2 separate regions of the Homo sapiens genome follow, and region 2 is linked to region 1. Evidence: chromatin loops called from intact Hi-C (ENCODE). Cell type or tissue: heart right ventricle. All regions are shown on one strand. Each heading gives the region's core, and the rest is flanking DNA. Links, peaks and the distances in the headings are about the cores only.

The links. Hi-C counts contacts between places; a loop is a spot of excess contacts. Peaks named below come from ENCODE experiments on the same cell type or tissue, not always from the same donor. Only the 100,000 strongest peaks of a DNase experiment are listed, where the experiment ranks them.
Region 2: a loop joins it to region 1, with 2.8 times the contacts of the local background. A loop is called at or near these places in 16 of 110 quality-filtered maps.

The regions. Positions count from the first base shown.
Region 1 is chr7:50,610,652-50,618,989 of GRCh38, reverse strand. It overlaps GRB10 (growth factor receptor bound protein 10), which reads left to right. Exons shown (of 19, transcript NM_001350814.2): 10 at 851-919; 11 at 2,643-2,780; 12 at 4,110-4,220; 13 at 6,151-6,249. Among named protein-coding and RNA genes, the nearest start is that of DDC, 49 kb to the right of the region's middle. In heart right ventricle, for the core only: a CTCF peak has its summit at 4,051; no DNase peak of the experiment used is centred there.
Region 2 is chr7:51,070,887-51,079,224 of GRCh38, reverse strand. All of the region lies in intron 7 of COBL (cordon-bleu WH2 repeat protein), which reads left to right. Among named protein-coding and RNA genes, the nearest start is that of COBL, 240 kb to the left of the region's middle. In heart right ventricle, for the core only: no CTCF peak of the experiment used is centred there; no DNase peak of the experiment used is centred there; H3K27ac peaks cover 1,018 bases.

The DNA.
Region 1 (8,338 bases), core at 74-8,073:
AAATGTGCGTGGGACTGGCTGAAGGTAGAGGTCTCCTTCTTCACATAGACACAGTGTAAAGGGGGTTAGTCTCTAAGACAGGAGCTGGGAGAGGCTGGGTGTTTTCTGTTATTTTGAAAGTTCTCAGTTGAACTGATCAAACACTTAGCAGAAGAAAAACTCATTATTCTCTGCAAATAGCAAATATATTTTGTGATCATACGTGGAAGAATGACTAGAGAAATCAGTGCGATTGGTTGGTGTCTTGAGCTGGTCACCTTGATCTCTCTTTTCTTTCTTTGGGAGAGGCACTTGTCCTGTGAGAGGCCAGGATAGGGAGGGCACCTCCTAGCTCCTGGGGCACTCGCTGTCATCCTGAGTCATGGGTCAGAGCTGCATCAACTGGGGAGAAGACCCAGGGCCATTTCTGACTCTGATAATGTAGCTGCTTTTTTATTCCAAAGTAAGAAATTTGAAGACTGTTTTTGGGGAATGCAGCAGAACAGGCTTTTCTCGTGACTGGGCTTACCTTTTAGTTTCAGGAATTCTTTATCTCACGCTGTGCACTTGTGCCACTGGGCTGGGACGCTGGCATCGCTCTTTGCCATGGAGCATGCTGTGAGACATGAATCCCTTAGTAAACATAGTTGGTATTCCACACTAGTACCCAGCATTTCAGGAAACAAAATACAACCTTTTGAAGGAGGTGTTTCTTCTGTGTGATAGGAGAATAAAAAGGACCGCCATTTTAAATACAGGTGTATGTAATTATACTGGTAGGAATAGTTTTAAAATTGACATATCTATATGACATACCTTCCCTCACTTTGAAGCTAACCTTTTACGTATTTGTTTTTTCCCATTTTCTTAGAATTTCTTCCCAGAACAGATGGTTACTTGGTGCCAGCAGTCAAATGGCAGTCAAACCCAGCTTTTGCAGGTACTGGGCCACAATAGATCTCTGCTGAAATAGACTTTCTGAATAGAAATCCTCTTGGAACTGAATGGCAGCATTGTAAAAAACCTAAAGAGATCGCATCTTTCACCATTTATAACCTTGGCTCTTAAGCCGGAGGGGTGGTTGGGGGGAGGGTTTAGAGTAACCAGAAATTAAAAGTTTCCTTGGAAAATCTGTGTGTAGCTGGGTTCCTTCTAAGCCAAACAGGCACTTACACGATGCCCTTGCTCTGACTTAGAAGAGTCCAGTGATGCCACTGCTGAGTGTGGGCCAGGGGGTGCATGGAGAAACCCCAGTCTCAGGGCTCCCTCCCCAGCTCCTTTCTGAGCAGGGGTCCCAGGTCAGGCCACCGCCTAGCTGCTTGGAAATCTCTGCAGAAGCACAGAGTCTATAGTAAAAGATGATCGGGTTACCACAACAGACTTTTAAAAGTAACTTGCCATATATTACAAATAAAGAAACCTGCTTTAATTGTCCTGATTCATAAAGTCTGTTCTAAGAAAACCTGGTCTCTCCCCACCTCCTCTTCCAGTGGAGGGAGCCACCAGGGCCTCTGTGCCCAGCTCTCACACACACTCCTCCGGGGAAGCTGGGAGTGGGGAATGGGAATGTTACAGCTACACCCTAAAAATGTGCCTGTGTACATGTTAAAAGTGAGAGAATAAACCATTTCCTAAGGCCACCAACAAGATCCAGGTGACATTACATGTAAGAGAAACTACTAAAATGTAGTTCCTACAGAATTCTCCTCATAAGCCCTTTTTCTACGTTGTTATCACCAAATTTGTTTCAGCATCTAAAAGATAAGAGTTTCAGAGCTCTGTTCTGGTGGTGTCTTCAGAAGCCCTTCTGACCATAGCATGTGTCTGTTCTGGCGAGAGGTGTCAGCACTAAGTTACCACCTATACACAGTGAACAGTGAAATAGCAGATTCTGTTTTAATTGCCTTGACTTTGAGAGGATCCATGCGCTTTGTGAAGATGTGCAGTGATCTCTTGAGACTCAAGAAGGACTGACCCAGGTGCACCAGGGCTCTGTCCGACGTGCCTTTCCCACCTGGGGGAAAAGAGCTTTGTCCCCTCCCAGTCTAGTAGCAGGACCTGCCAGCATCACCTCCCCAACTTCGCTCCATGACCTGGCCCTTGGCCTGTCTTCCCTTTGATGAAAAGCGTAGTTTCTTGTTTTGTTTTGTTTTGATAAAGCCTTTATTCTTAAGGCTGCCTGTGGGAAGAGTTAGCTGGAACAGGGGGACATCACCAGGATGTCCTGCACCTGGGTGCATCACTTGCGGACACATGACACCTTTTATGTGACCCTTGACTGGAGGGGTGCCTGGGTAAAAGTGGCCACTACATACTCACTGTCAGTCTCCAGAGTCCCAATCACTTGGTCATGGCACTTGCTCTTGCCCTCAGTCTGATATCAGACTGGATCCTTCAGTGCACTATCTTATAGGGAAATTCATGACTCGTGTTATCACCAGTGTTGGAAAGGTCCATTTGCTTGCATATGTTTAAATACGAATTATGTTCTATGCAACACGAATTGAGATGGGATTTTAAGACTTTGGAAAGGAGAACACTCTCATTTTGATCCAAAAAGGAGTCTTTTAATAATTCAGAAAATGTCAGCTATGCTGATAACATGTCTGCTTTAATTATTTTAGATTAGCATTATGTGATTTTAAAAATTTGTTCTTCAACAGAATTTTCTGAACTCCAGTAGTTGTCCTGAAATTCAAGGGTTTTTGCATGTGAAAGAGCTGGGAAAGAAATCATGGAAAAAGCTGTATGTGTGTTTGCGGAGATCTGGCCTTTATTGCTCCACCAAGGGAACTTCAAAGGTGAGCTTTAAAAGCTACCACCACCAGCCCTAATTCTGCCACAGTCACTCCCCCCAGGTCCTCAGAGTGAACCTGGGCTTCATTTTTAAATGCACCTTAGACTCCTCCAAGCTCAGGACAACTTCTTAATAAGCTAATTGTGCAGCAGCTGAACTTGGAGTCACAGGTTTCCTGGTCTCGCTCAGAAACTAGGTAATAAATAATACAGGCCTAAGAACCCCACCTGCCTAGCCCCACCCCCACTGCGGGTTGGGAGCAGACACCCCTGGCTGCCCCATCACTTCAGAGACTGGCCTAGTTCTCATAAGTTGGGATTTAAGCTAGCTGTAAAGATGTTTGATAGACTATTGCCACCCTAATGCCAGTGTAACTTTATGTATCATAGATATTTCATGAAATAAACTGCAGGCTTGCATGTATCCCCAGTGAGAAGAAGGTGGGAGATGGAAAACAGCTGCAGGCCCTCAAAAGAGAGCTTAGGCCGGAGGCTCCTTTGCTCCCATGTACACTCTTGTCTGCTCTCTTCTTGTGCTGTCCACATATACCCTGTGGCAGGAGCCTTGTCCACCCAATACCTGGCTGAGCACTTACCATCTGAGGGCTGTGGTCTCTTTTGCTCTGGCCAGCAGAGGTGAAAGGGAGCTGGCGGGACCCCAGCACAGGTGTTGAGCATCTGGGAACCGGCTCTGGGAAGGTGTTGGGGCCGGCTCTGGGAAGTCAGCAGCTGCCGACACCTGGGCCAGAGAGAAGGGGCGTCTGCAGAGAGGGGCTTTGAACTGACACAGGGCATGGTAGCTTCCTGACCTCCCAGCTCTGCTGTGTGGCCCGCTCACTGTCCTCGTGTGTGCTGAAGTTGGGAGGGTATTTCGTAGAGCAGGAAACAGAGCTGGGCTGGAGAGTTGAGGAGGAGAAGGGTGGGACAAGCAAGCTACCAGTGGGAAAACCCAAAGTACGGTTGGACTCTGGACTCACAACAAACCAAAGGCAGACAGGCCCTGTGCTCTTAACTCTGACCTTTGGGTTATAGATTTTCTCCTGCTTTTTATCTTGAATATCCGGTCATGGGGCTTTGATTTGCCAGAAGTATCAAATACGTTCCAACAGCCTTGTGTGTCTGAGAACTGGGGAAGTGGGTGTTTTGGGTGAGACTGGGTGAATTTGGTTTTAGTTTAGCACTTATTACACCTCGCGTAATAATCATATGTAATATGTATAGTGTCATCGGGGAAAGTGCTTGTAAGTGTGCAGAGACTGCCCTCTGTCTACCAGAGGTGAACACATTTGCTCTTTGCTGTGCTTGAGACTTTAACCTGGCCAGTGTTGTCACAGGAACCCAGACACCTGCAGCTGCTGGCCGACCTGGAGGACAGCAACATCTTCTCCCTGATCGCTGGCAGGAAGCAGTACAACGCCCCTACAGACCACGGGCTCTGCATAAAGGTACCCACGAGCTGTCCACAGACGGCGCGCATGCTCAGCAGCCCACAGGAGACTGACTTCTTCTCTTGCCCAGCACTTGATTGTTGCTTCTATTGTCTTCAACAGAAACATAGTTTCACACTGGATTTATCCATTCCTGTAAAAACATTTATTGTACACTTGCTGCTATCAGTCCTTGAGTAGCTCAGAAGCTCAAGGACAAGCAGACAGGGATGGATAATGTGGCTAGTGGGCTCAGTGTTTTAGGGAGGGTGGCTTTTGGCATCAAAGGGTGGGCTGTGGCTGTAGCCCAGTACTAGTAGCTGGAAGGGGAGGTGGGGCAAGGGAGGGGACCCCCAGCCTGTCACCTGGGTTGCCTGCATGGTACTGAGTGAGCTGATGGCTTCTGTGTGGGCCTCTGGCTGTGGGGATGGTCAGACAGGAATAGACACAATGCTGCCCACCCTCTGCATGCATGTGTGTGCTGGCATGCACACACACGTGTGCACACACATCTACATGCACATACCCACACGTGCATACATACATGTATAGACATACACCTTTGTGCATACACACAGGTATAGACATACACCTTTGTGCATACACATACATTATACACACATGTACATAGACACACATACACATGTGCACACACCTATAGGCAGAGCCCACTCCTTTTCCCCTGATGAGGTTGTGGTGGTATTAATAATCATAATGGTAGATGATATTTACTGAATGCTTACTGTGCATGATATGTTCCACTGACAGTTTTACATCCATTATCTTAATCTTCACAGCCCCTTGTGGGATAGGAAGTTGGCCACATTGCCCACATCCAGTAGCCAGTGAATAGTTGTGCTTGGAGTTTGCCCTGTAGGCTGACTTATGAGCCATAGCCCAAGCCACATCCCGAGAACACACAATACGGGGAGCCCCTCCTTAGGGGAAAATTTCTTTCCAAAATATCACCTCATACCTTGCTCAGGGAATACTCTTTCGGTTATAAGTAATAGGCGTCTAATTCACACCAGCTAGAGGCCCAAGGCAGCCTCAGGCGGGGCTGGAGGTATGAGCAGCAGCTGGCACTCTCCCTTCCCACCAGCCCACACCAGCCATGCTTGCCTGTCTCTGCAAACGCAGTCTCTGCTTCTCTCATAGCACCAGCCGAGCGCAGGGTAGTCACACCTGTCCCTCAACCCCTCCAGATTCTTGGGAGGGAGAGCTGGGGTGTGTCCAGCATTGTTTCTTGAGTCTGAGGTCGGGGGTTCTTCTGGAGATGCAGGTCAGTTTATGCCTGCAACAATTCTCCTCCCTCACCAAAGGGCCCTGCCTCTGGAGGGGCACCTGTCTTCTCCCCATGGTGCCTACTTCCCCTTCTGTCTCATTCTCCAGAGCCAACATCAGTCTCCCTCTCTGGACCTTCTACTTGGGGTCTGATCTTGGGGCTGCTCAGACATCAGAATCCCTGAGCTCCTCAGGGGTTGCCCCTCTTGGCTAAGCCCTGCAGCAGCCCCTCCTCTCAGTGGCCTGGGGGCAACTTTAAGATCTCTCCTCCTGTAAGTCAGAAGGCAGGTTCTCCTCCCATAGAATCCAGTCCGTCGACAGAGTTAGATGCCTCTTCCTCTTTGTCCTATTGTGCTTACCACATTACGTTGTCCTGTGCTAGTTTGTTTTTCTGTCTCCTCTGAAGTTCCCAAAGGATGGCTTATTATTCAGCTAAGTGGTACACAACCTGGGGCCAGTCCATGGTAGGCACTTAATAAAGTCTTGTCAGGAAGGTGGATGAATGAACGCTTAACACACAGGTGTGTGTGTATCTGCTGTGCTCCTTGCTAGGGGGATCTCCAGCTGGTTGTCTCTGGTTTGTGTCAGATGCAGCCCTGCCTTGACAGAAGCTGTTTCTGACTCCCTGTGTAACACTAACAGGACTTTCTTTTACCTCCTGTAGCCAAACAAAGTCAGGAATGAAACTAAAGAGCTGAGGTTGCTCTGTGCAGAGGACGAGCAAACCAGGACGTGCTGGATGACAGCGTTCAGACTCCTCAAGGTATGTGACATCTTGCGGTTTGTGTTGAGTGCACATCTCTTCGTGGAAAATTGGCCTCTGGACTTGATGTCTATTCTGGCAGGAAAATGCTCGTAACTTTTCCGCTGTTCTGTCACAATATTTTATTTATCAAATGTAGTTAAGCATCTTTCTAAACAAGATCTCAGGAGCTTTTAACAGAGGGCCTAATATTAAACAGGGTAGAGCTAGGTTTTCCGGACTCAGTACTACTGACATTTTGGGTAGAATAATTCTTTGTCGGGGGTCTGGGGGACATCCAAGCATTGCAGGCCACTTAGATGTGTGGCATACCTGGTCTCTGCCTGCTAGATGCCAGTCGCACGCCCGGCCAGTTGAGACAACCAAAAATGTCTCTAAATGTTGCCAAATGTGCCCTGAAGCCAGAGGATGGGGAATTGCCCCTGGTTGAGACCACTAGATTAGAAGAATAGGATTCGAAAAATCAGGACCAGGGAGAAAGGAAATAGTACATGAGGTGTTAATTATTTTCACGACTGAACCAACTCTCAGGTTCCCAAAAAGCCAGGGCCATGAAGTAAACATGATGAATTATACAGTTGACTGAAGCTCCTCAGCAGAGACAGTACCTCCTGACTGTAAGTTCTAAAGGAAATTTATCACGTGGTACTGCATATAGAGTAATGCCCTTGACAGCAATTTCATGCCAGTTGCCAGAGTGATTTCATAGGGCTGTTTACTGTAGTCACTTTGGATTTCCCACAGTGTTTCTGTGCACATATACCATATCCCACATGTCTGGAATTAAGTCTACAGAGTCCTTGTGAGTTGTAAGTTAGCTGGCCCAGGTGAGCTTGGCTAAAGTCCAGGGGTCTCCATAGGAGATGTTCGTTTAGTCAACTGGAGCCAATGGATACAATGGTCTAGGGATTTCTTTACAAAAACTCCCAGCCTTCGTTGAACTGTAGTGGCCTTTGAGCTGGTCCAGAGACTCAAGGTGAAGTCAATTAAGGAGATGGAGGAACTGAAGGAAGCATAGCTCAAAACTTTCCTGGAGGTGCTGCAGATCCAATTCTGAATGTAGTCCTGTTGTCCCATCCACTTGGCAGGTAGCATTTTGCACCCAGTAATCCACAGATTCCAGAGACATTAAGGATACATCCTAGTGCCATTTTTATAGGATGCTGGGGCCCAAACCAAAAGTTCCACAGATTGGCTTCCTGTATCTCTCTCCCAGAACCTTATTTTATGTTTTCACTGATTAAAAAAAGAATTATGGAAATCAAAACTTTACAAATTCATAATGGAAGAGGAAATGTCCATGTTAATACATCATAGATCATAGACCACTCCTGTGTAAGCCGGTTTTCAGTGTAAGGGTCATCAGTGGGAACTGGTCACATAGGTGACATCCATTGAGGGCAGTATTCTGCATGGACCTCCAGAAAGAATGAGATTGCTCTTTGTGTCCTGTTGCGGAAAAATTACTAACAATTAAAAAGCAAAGTACAGAACAGTATATAGAGAGAAGGCTACATTTGTGTGAAGGGAACAGGAAAAATTGGAATATTTGTATTTGATGGTATGCTCATGAACATTGTGTGAGCTGCAGGAGAGAAGAAAGAGGTTGCTTAGTAGGGAGAGGAGATGGGAGAGGCAGCTGTGCAGATAGGGGCAGCGGCCAGGGGTGATCTTTTGAAGCTGTCTGTATATGGTTGAAATTTTAATCTGCAAATGAATCATCTGTTTTGGAAAAGGCAAAAAAAAAAGGAAATGAAAAAGGAAAGTGGTAGTATACTCCAAGAAGCTATGAATTCTATTACTTTGGGTAATATATAATAAATCCAAGTATCAGGTTCTTAACCACTGTTTCTTGGGTGTCTCTCCTTTGTTGCGCTAACATAACGAGCCACAGGAAAGGATGTGGGCAGAGTGACTAATGCAAAACGAACTGACTTTATTGTTGTCAGTGTTAACAATGATGTGTTACATAATATTAAGATTTTTTTGAGCATTTGCTATGGGCCAGGCATTCTTTATCACTTTACTGTTTGTGACAGCTCAGTGACATGCATATTATCATCCTCATTTTGTGGATGACAAAACTGAG
Region 2 (8,338 bases), core at 252-8,251, 460 kb before region 1:
GATTTCAGCATCCAGCCTTGGCACCTTCTCGAGTGGTTTCTTGGTCTGGCCTTGCTGCTGGATGCCTTCAGTTGTGTGTTGGCCTCTCTGAAGTGGCTCTCAGTGATCCCCACCTCCTGTGTTCACCCCCTAGCCTCTTGTAGCCTCTTGCCACGAATGCTGACTGTACTTAGTGACTCCTATCTAAGGAATAGAATATGGCAAAGGTAGTGGGATGTCACTTCTTACATCCAAGATTAGGGTTGAAAAGGACTGTGGTCTCCATCTTGGGCACCCTCGCTCACTTGCTCACTCTGAGGAAAGCCAGCCACCACGCTGTGAGCTGCTCTACGGAGACCCACATGGCAAGGAGCTGAGGGAGACTTCAGCCAACTGCCAGCGAGGCGCTGAGGCCCTTTGTCCACTGATCATGAGCCTAGAAACCTGCCAACAGCCACTTGAGTGAAGTTGGGGGCAGATCCTTCCCCAGTAGAGCCTACAGATGAGACCATAGTCCTGATCCACACCTGCACTGTAGCCTGGTGAGAGGCCATGAGTCAGAGGCACCCAGCAAAGCCATGCTTAGATTCTAGACTCACAGAAACTATGGAATAGTCAATGCTTACTGTTTTAAGCCTCTACATTTTAGGATAATTTGTTCTGCAGCAATAGATAACTAAAACAAGTTTCAAGTAAGTGAAACCCATCTCAAACCTACTTCAACAGTTAGGGAATGTCTTATCTCATGGAACAGGAATCCCAGAGTGGAGTAGCATTCAGTATTAGTTGAATCTGAAGCCCAAGTTGTCATCAAGGATCTTAGTTCTTCCTAATTCTTCTCTGTATCATCTTTGGGGTCAGCTTCCCCCTAAGGCTGGGAGCAATGGGTCTGTGGCTGTTCCATGTATCATATCCAGACACTAGAATTTTCATAAGAGGAAGAGAGACTATCTCTTTTAATAGTTTTGTAGGAGAAAGGAAACCTTTCCCAGAAAGCCCCCACTAAAGAGTTCCTCTCATATTTCATTGACTACAATTGAGTAATACACTGACCCAATTCTTTGGCAAGAATGGAATGACCTTAGATGAGCCAGGCCCATCTGGCAGACGGGGATGGGGTCAGCTTTCTCTGAGGTACGTGGAAGTCACTGGTCAATACTGGAGTTCTGTTAACTTGGAAGTATGGGCAACATATGCTATGTGAACAGCCAGCAGTGCGCACTACACATGGGTTGCAGCCTTCAGTTTGATTTTAGTCTGGAGCATGTAGGATGTGTGATGAGTAGGTACAGAGAGGATGGTGAATCACTGTTGAAGAGCAAGTGGGTGATTTGGCTCAAAAACAGTAAGGCCAAGCATCTGAAAGTCAAAAGTCACCAAGGAACCATCCTCCTTGAGGGACGATTTCAGTGCAGAACTGGCCACTTCAAATCTAGCCTCCACCTACACTTCTCATTTTCTGCTTTTCTGGAGCAGAGGAACTATTAGAAATGCTCCTAGCAGTAGAATATGCCTATTCAGCGTTCAGGAACTAAAGCATCTGCTTTCTTGATAGTCTTTGTAGTAAGAGGTGTGTTCATCACATGAATCTGAAGAATACTGGATCTCACTTAAAATTACTTCCTGCTGTAGAAAGCATAATCTTGTCTCTTCCAGAGTTAGTTTACAGTGGACAAAGTGCAGCCTTTTTAAAGGCAACATAGGGCAAGTGTGAAGGTGTGTGTGGCCAAAGAACAAACTCGTGCTCCCTGCTGTCACCTTGTATAGAACTGAGATTTCTGTTGCCTGATCCAGGCTGTCCATGTCTTCCTGGCTGTCATGGTCAGGACAACTTGCAGAGTCTGAGTTGATAAATATCACACATATAGGAGAAGGGCTACTAAGCTATGTAACCTCTCAAAGCTGCATGTCACAAAGGGCATCACTAGTAGGGTTTTGGTGTGTGTTTGATGTTTCCCAGCATGGTTTTAAGAACAATGGAAGACTGGCTCCCAGGTCTGTGGTCTTTAATCATGTTTTTTCTTATTAATAAGATTTTGCATTAAACTTCAGATATCTAATCATGTACACAGATGCTTTATGTGCATGTCTAAACCAATACAGTTGTGTGCATACGGATTTTTCATCATAACTTTCGAATCAGCTTGCTTTCTGCCGCCATTTGATTTCAGTTGAACCTTCATTGTGAATCACCATAATGGAGCCTATTCCCTTAGTGCATTGAATTGTTTATTTACAAGATTTGCAGTGCTGATTATAATTAGGTTATTAACAAGTTATGAATTATCTATTTTAATTAGCAGACCTTGGAGATTTAAAGATCAATGCATATGGAGCTCAAATTACAGATCCTCAATTTACTTTACATTTTTAAAATGAAAATATTCAGTGACTGTCATTTTCTTACACATTTTTCTACACCAGGCTTAAGCAAATAAATCTTTCCTTGGGCATACATTTACAGGGTAATTGACAAAAGATCAAAAGGCATAAAGGGAAGATAGGTCATTGTCTCCTGTTCTAAGCAACCCCCCCCAACAAGGGATACTATTTCTAGCTAATTGATTTTAAATTTGTGACCAAGTATCCAATTCTAAAGAACTTTAAGGAAATTCTAAAACAAGGAAATAAAATGAGAGGAATGAACTATCTATTTTGAATTAGAAGAGAGTATCTTGAGTTTGATCAATGCAGAAATAATAATAATAATGATTTACATTTTAAGCAAGTGATCGAGCAGAGGAACTGCGAATTGCGAATCTAGAAATACTTGTGGCACAGCTTGAAATATTTGGTGGCTACAATCCTATCTCTACACTTGGGGACCAGATGCTCACTAAGGGCTGCTGGCTCGGTGAACAGCCATGTGCTGCTTGAGCAGAGGGCGTGGAACTGGAGAAGGTAGGACGGGAATTTGGCTGATGGCCCTTAGGTTGGGACCAGTCCTCATTAGAGTCCCCTAATGCCTTATTCTCAAATTTGAGCCCAAACTAAGTACTTTTCCTATTTCAAAACGAAGCAGTTAGTTCTAAAGCTTGTGACACAAACACAGTTCTGTGAGTCCTGTTTGTTGTGGGAAACACCCATGAAACACTACAGGTGTGGAGCTCAGAGCAAGCCCTGGGAAGCATTCTTGCCCTTGGCTGGTGTTTATTTGCCACTTTCCTTCCCTGGCAGGAGAGCCAGCCACACAGCTGTTCCTGCTGCCACGGGGCAGGCATGGCATCCAGGAAAACAGGAAGTGGGTCGTGAGCAAATGGGCCTTTTCATAAAATGGAAGGAAATCGTCAACTGTGGGAGCAGAATCTGTCCCTACTCAAAAGTACATTAGAAAAAAACGGAACTGAACTTTTAACCTGTTACTATTGTACCTTGAAAACCATTAAGTCAACCCAACATAGACTGAAGATTGGATGTAGCTTAGAAGTGAAGTAGTGAGAATCAAAATAGATCTATATATAGCTTTTCAAAAAAACCTTATGAGCCTATTTCTTTTTGCTAATTACTTCTTAGTCTTTTATTTACAAGGTACAATGTCCCTAACTTGAGAGAATTAAAGAACTTAGTGACAACTCAGTGGAACAGAACAGCACTTTGCCAGCTCATAAAAGCAGATCGTTAAAATTTCAGGAATTTTGCAAACCAATGGCTGAACAGATCCACTATTAAAAAGTAAATTATATAGACATACAATTAAATAAATAATATTAAAAACAGAGGTAACAAATACTAAAAACTCATCACTTCCTAATTATTTTAGTACATTTCATTACTATTTCAGTGTTCTTGAGGTTGTTTACATGTATCGGATCTGTAGGATTTAATGCTTTAGAATAGTAAAAATATATCATAGTGTGCTACTACACATCTCTTCACAGCACCGCATTCAGTGACTGATGTCAATAGCAGGAAATCAACCATCAAGAAACTATTTATAGCATAGGAATTAGCAAATGTTACAAATCAGATATTGATTGGTCTTGTTAATTGTCTAGATATAAGACAGTGATTGGGAAATGTAATAATACAGATTAAATAGAAAAGTATGTCATATCTGTAGCCAATACATTGTGAATAGCAGAAAAAATTGAGTTGTACATCCATTTTCCAAAAACCATGATCAATTCAGCCAAGTCATTCATGGGATTGACAAATGAGTAAAATTCCAACATATATCTTTCTGGTTTTATTCTCATCTTACTGTCTGATGCCATCATGTTGAAGTTATACTTCTTTGTTAACGGTAATAATTGACTGGCTACAGGTTAAAGAATCTGGGAAAAATTAATGAAAGCATTCTATGAGAATCAACTGGTAATACAGAATTTACAAAAAATAGTATTATGCATTTTATTATTACTTATAAATTTTGTGCTACTTATCCTTTATATAAGTAAAACTGATTATAACTATTTATACCTTTTTCCTCCAAAGAGCTGGTTACTAACCATTTACCAAAATACCACTGCAAAGTAGTAACAAATATGAATAGAAATGGTGAAAAGAAGTAATATTATTTAGTTAAGAAACCTGAGAACAGATTTCTTTGATTTTCATGAGTGCTCAAGCCCTAAGCTGATGCAAATAATCACAACTGTATTTTGTTTCCTTGAGCTTTAACTAGTAGCATGTACTCAGGTTACGTATAAAAACCATGTTGAAGAACTTCTCTTTGGGTTTATATAAATTTGAGTCCTTCCCAGAAATAAGGCATAAACATCTTGATTTTTCAACAATGGTTTGAAGTTGTTATTAAATATCATTACCTTCACGCCTGTAATCCCAGCACTTTGGGAGGCTGAGGCGGGTGGATCACGAGGTCAGGAGATCGAGACCATCCTGGCCAATATAGTGAAACCCCATCTCTACTAAAAATACAAAAATTAGCCAGGCATGGCGGTGCATGCCTATAATCCCAGCTACTCTGGAGGCAAAGGCAGGAGAATCCCTTGAATCAGGGAGTTGGAGGTTGCAGTGAGCCGAGATCGCGCCACAGCACTCTAGCCTGGCAACAGAGCGAGACTCTGTCTCAAAAAAAAAAAAAAAAAAAAAAATCATTACCTTGTTTTACTAGTTAAGAAGTAAATAGAGATTATGAATCAGGCATTCTCTTATGACAATAGTCTTCTAAACTGTTTGTCTCAGGAGGTTTTGGGTGCTGATGTGCACTCAGGCATGGCCCTTCTTTATTTTAATCCCTTTCCCCCAAGGCCTTCAGAGATTTAAAGCTACTCTCATGTAATAGCCCTTTGCACCACAGGTCAGTCTCCCACTAGAGAAAACAGCAGCACTCAAGAGGAGTTTGCTCCACAGGTACTTGGAGTTGATATCCATCTCCAACTCAGTAAATCAACCAGTATTCTCTAAGTTTATATGTGGGGCCTGCCCAGTGTCACCATTATCAAGATGGGATACACTGAAATTGAGGGCATCACAAAGCCATATGGTCTGTTTTCCTCTGGAGTTCTACAAGTAACTTAGACTGTTTTTCAAGAGGTAAGAAATAAATGACTTGCCTACCAGCTGCTTCGTGTCTCGGCTTGTAAGGACCTTAGGTTTCATACCAAATCCAAATAATTTTATGTGGCAACCTGAAAGACCAACCATGAGGGAAGTGATGCTTATGATATGGTTCTTACAGGAGGCAGAATCATATCTGTTGGATCAATAGGCCCTTTCCACAGCTGGCATACAAAAAGACTAAATGGAAAGGAAGAAAACAATAACAATATGCTTTGGCTGATAGAACGCTTGCTATGCAGTGTTAAATCTCCAGGGGCTGGAAAATGAATGATAATGGCAGATATTTATTTCACCGCAAGTGTGCGTTCACATTTTGCCATTTATTTTCCCCCCGCAGTTTATTGCTGTGCGTCATTCCCTACTCAGGCCAAGCGCTTCTGATGGACGGGCCTCTTCCTGACCTCGGACCTTTCCCAGTGTCTCTTCTGCCCTGGCTCTGATTTTCCTGTTGTTCTTCCTCCTTTCAGGATAAAAGGGCTCATTGTATACCCAGAATTTACTTCCTTTGGGGTTTACATATAAATGCATTAATAACAGAGATTTGTTTGATTGAGGTTTATATTTTTTTGAAGGAGGTAAATTATATGCAAATTTTAGGTTGATAATATTCACCTGTCTGAAATTCACTGATACTTGGAAATGTTCCTGTGAAGAACTCTGCTTTATTTTAATTCATTATTAATTCATGTTTTTCTTATTGGATATTCAGTTCCAGAATTTATTGCCAATTTTTCTTAAAACTAGATTGTATCCATAAATTGACCAGTATAGTCAATTTGGATAGAACTGAAACTTTCTGTCTACCTGGTAAAACTAAGTGCCTAAAAACATGAACTATAAATGTAGTTACTAGGAACTCACAACTTATATATACTATCCATTCAATGATACATAGGACCCAATGTCTTTGTGTTTTTGAGGTTTTCCTGTTACTGTGTACTTTGCCATTTTACATAGTTCACTAAAAAGAAAGAAGTGGGAGAAGAAGGGTGTTCTATTCATTATTCTATATTATGATTCTCTTCATTATTCTGTTCTCTTCATTATTCTATTCATTTCTTCACCCATTTATTCACTAAACAGTGACATAGTACTTACTTGATGCTAGGTATTACACCAGTTTTGTGGGCTATAAGAGTGAATAACAAGCACGTGACCTCTGGCCTTGGATTTTACTACCTGTGGCTCCCCAGGCACATGAAAAGAAGTAAAGATGGTTCCATTTGATAAGTACTAGTCACAAGGGTTGTACATGTGATAAAGATGCCAGAGGTTGTGACCACCATGTCTGTGCAGAGGTGCTGCTGGCTCCTCTTTGAGTGTGAGATCCCTCTGCAGTCACACAACCTCACCCAGTTACGAAGAGCTAGTCACCTCAACTGCATTGTCCCAAGACAGGCAGAGTAGGTAAAAATAGTCATATGTTAAAATTCAAGGTTTAGATAAAAAGACAACTAGTTCTTGCTTGCTTTGATTAACTTTTATTATGCAGATGCATTTGAACTGGAGAAGCTTGTCATGTTTCTCTCTAAAAGATGTTTTTAAATGTTATTGCTCAAAATGGAAAAAAAAAAAAAGAATCAGTAAGTATTCCTGACATGTAGGATTGTTGCCTGGCTGATCACAATGAAAATGTTAGCTATGACTAATGAAGGAATTATCACAACTTACATTGGTATTAATAATAAACAAATATAAGCCAAAGCTATATATAACCAATTTAGTGCTATGTATTGGTGAAAAAAACAGAAAGTTACAGAAATTACTCACAATGAAACATAGAACAAGTTAGAAAGGGCCTTTTTTTTTTTTGAAATAAAGGACTTTTGTCTGATAAGTAGCAGTCATTTGACCTCAAATCATTAAATGGGGAAAGTCTAAACAAGAAAAGGTAATGTTTACCTGAATGTTGGGGAAAGCATTAGGATTTATGGCCCAGACTTAAAGATTGTAGAAGATTGTATATAATTACAGCAATAAGCATTTGTGTAAGAAGTAGCTATTATGCTGAAGAAAGATGGGCACACAAAATCTCTAGGCAAATCCTTGGAACAGGGGAAAGTGATACTGCTCATAGAATTATTGGTTCGAGAGGCAGCAAATATGATGCAATAAGTATATCAAACTCAATTAAAAATAGAGGACAGAGGTATGTGGTGGGGGAAAACAAATGCAATAGGGCTAAGTCAGCTTACAGGGGGTGAATATAATTTGAACATGGCACCCCCAATTTACTTGATCATAAAGTTAGCCAAAGACATGAGTGGTCGATCTTTGACAATACTCTAGTGATCTCCATGAGAGATGGCCTGATAGATGTTGGATAGAATGAAGGGCCATTTGATGAACAAGTTTTGTAGATTTACATGTGACTTGGCACTGTGCTGACATTAGAGCCTTCTAAGAATCAGATAAATTAATTAGGTGAAACATTTTTTCCCAAAGCACTTGCATTTCAGAAAGTTTCTCATTTCTGACTCAGCTTAGAACCCATCCCTTGTTACAGGTCATTTCTCCTCCTTATAAGCCATGTCTGTTTCTTTTTTCCATCATGTCATACACCCTATCCACAAAAGATGGTAGCTCACGTTTTCTAACTAGAGACGTGCAGGCAAGTTGAGAGCATGAAGAATCCCTTGGGAATACCAATTCTGTAGCAAATGCTAAGGTAAAAGAAAAACTATGCATTATTTTTCAACTATAGTTGGCTTAAATTCTTAGTTTCACCCTGGAGACCATGTTGCCAGTGGACAATTGAGCATGCTGTGATTTATAAAATGCAAGCTAGTTTATATGATAATGTTTGCCATCTCACTTTACCAGTACTGTTGACCTT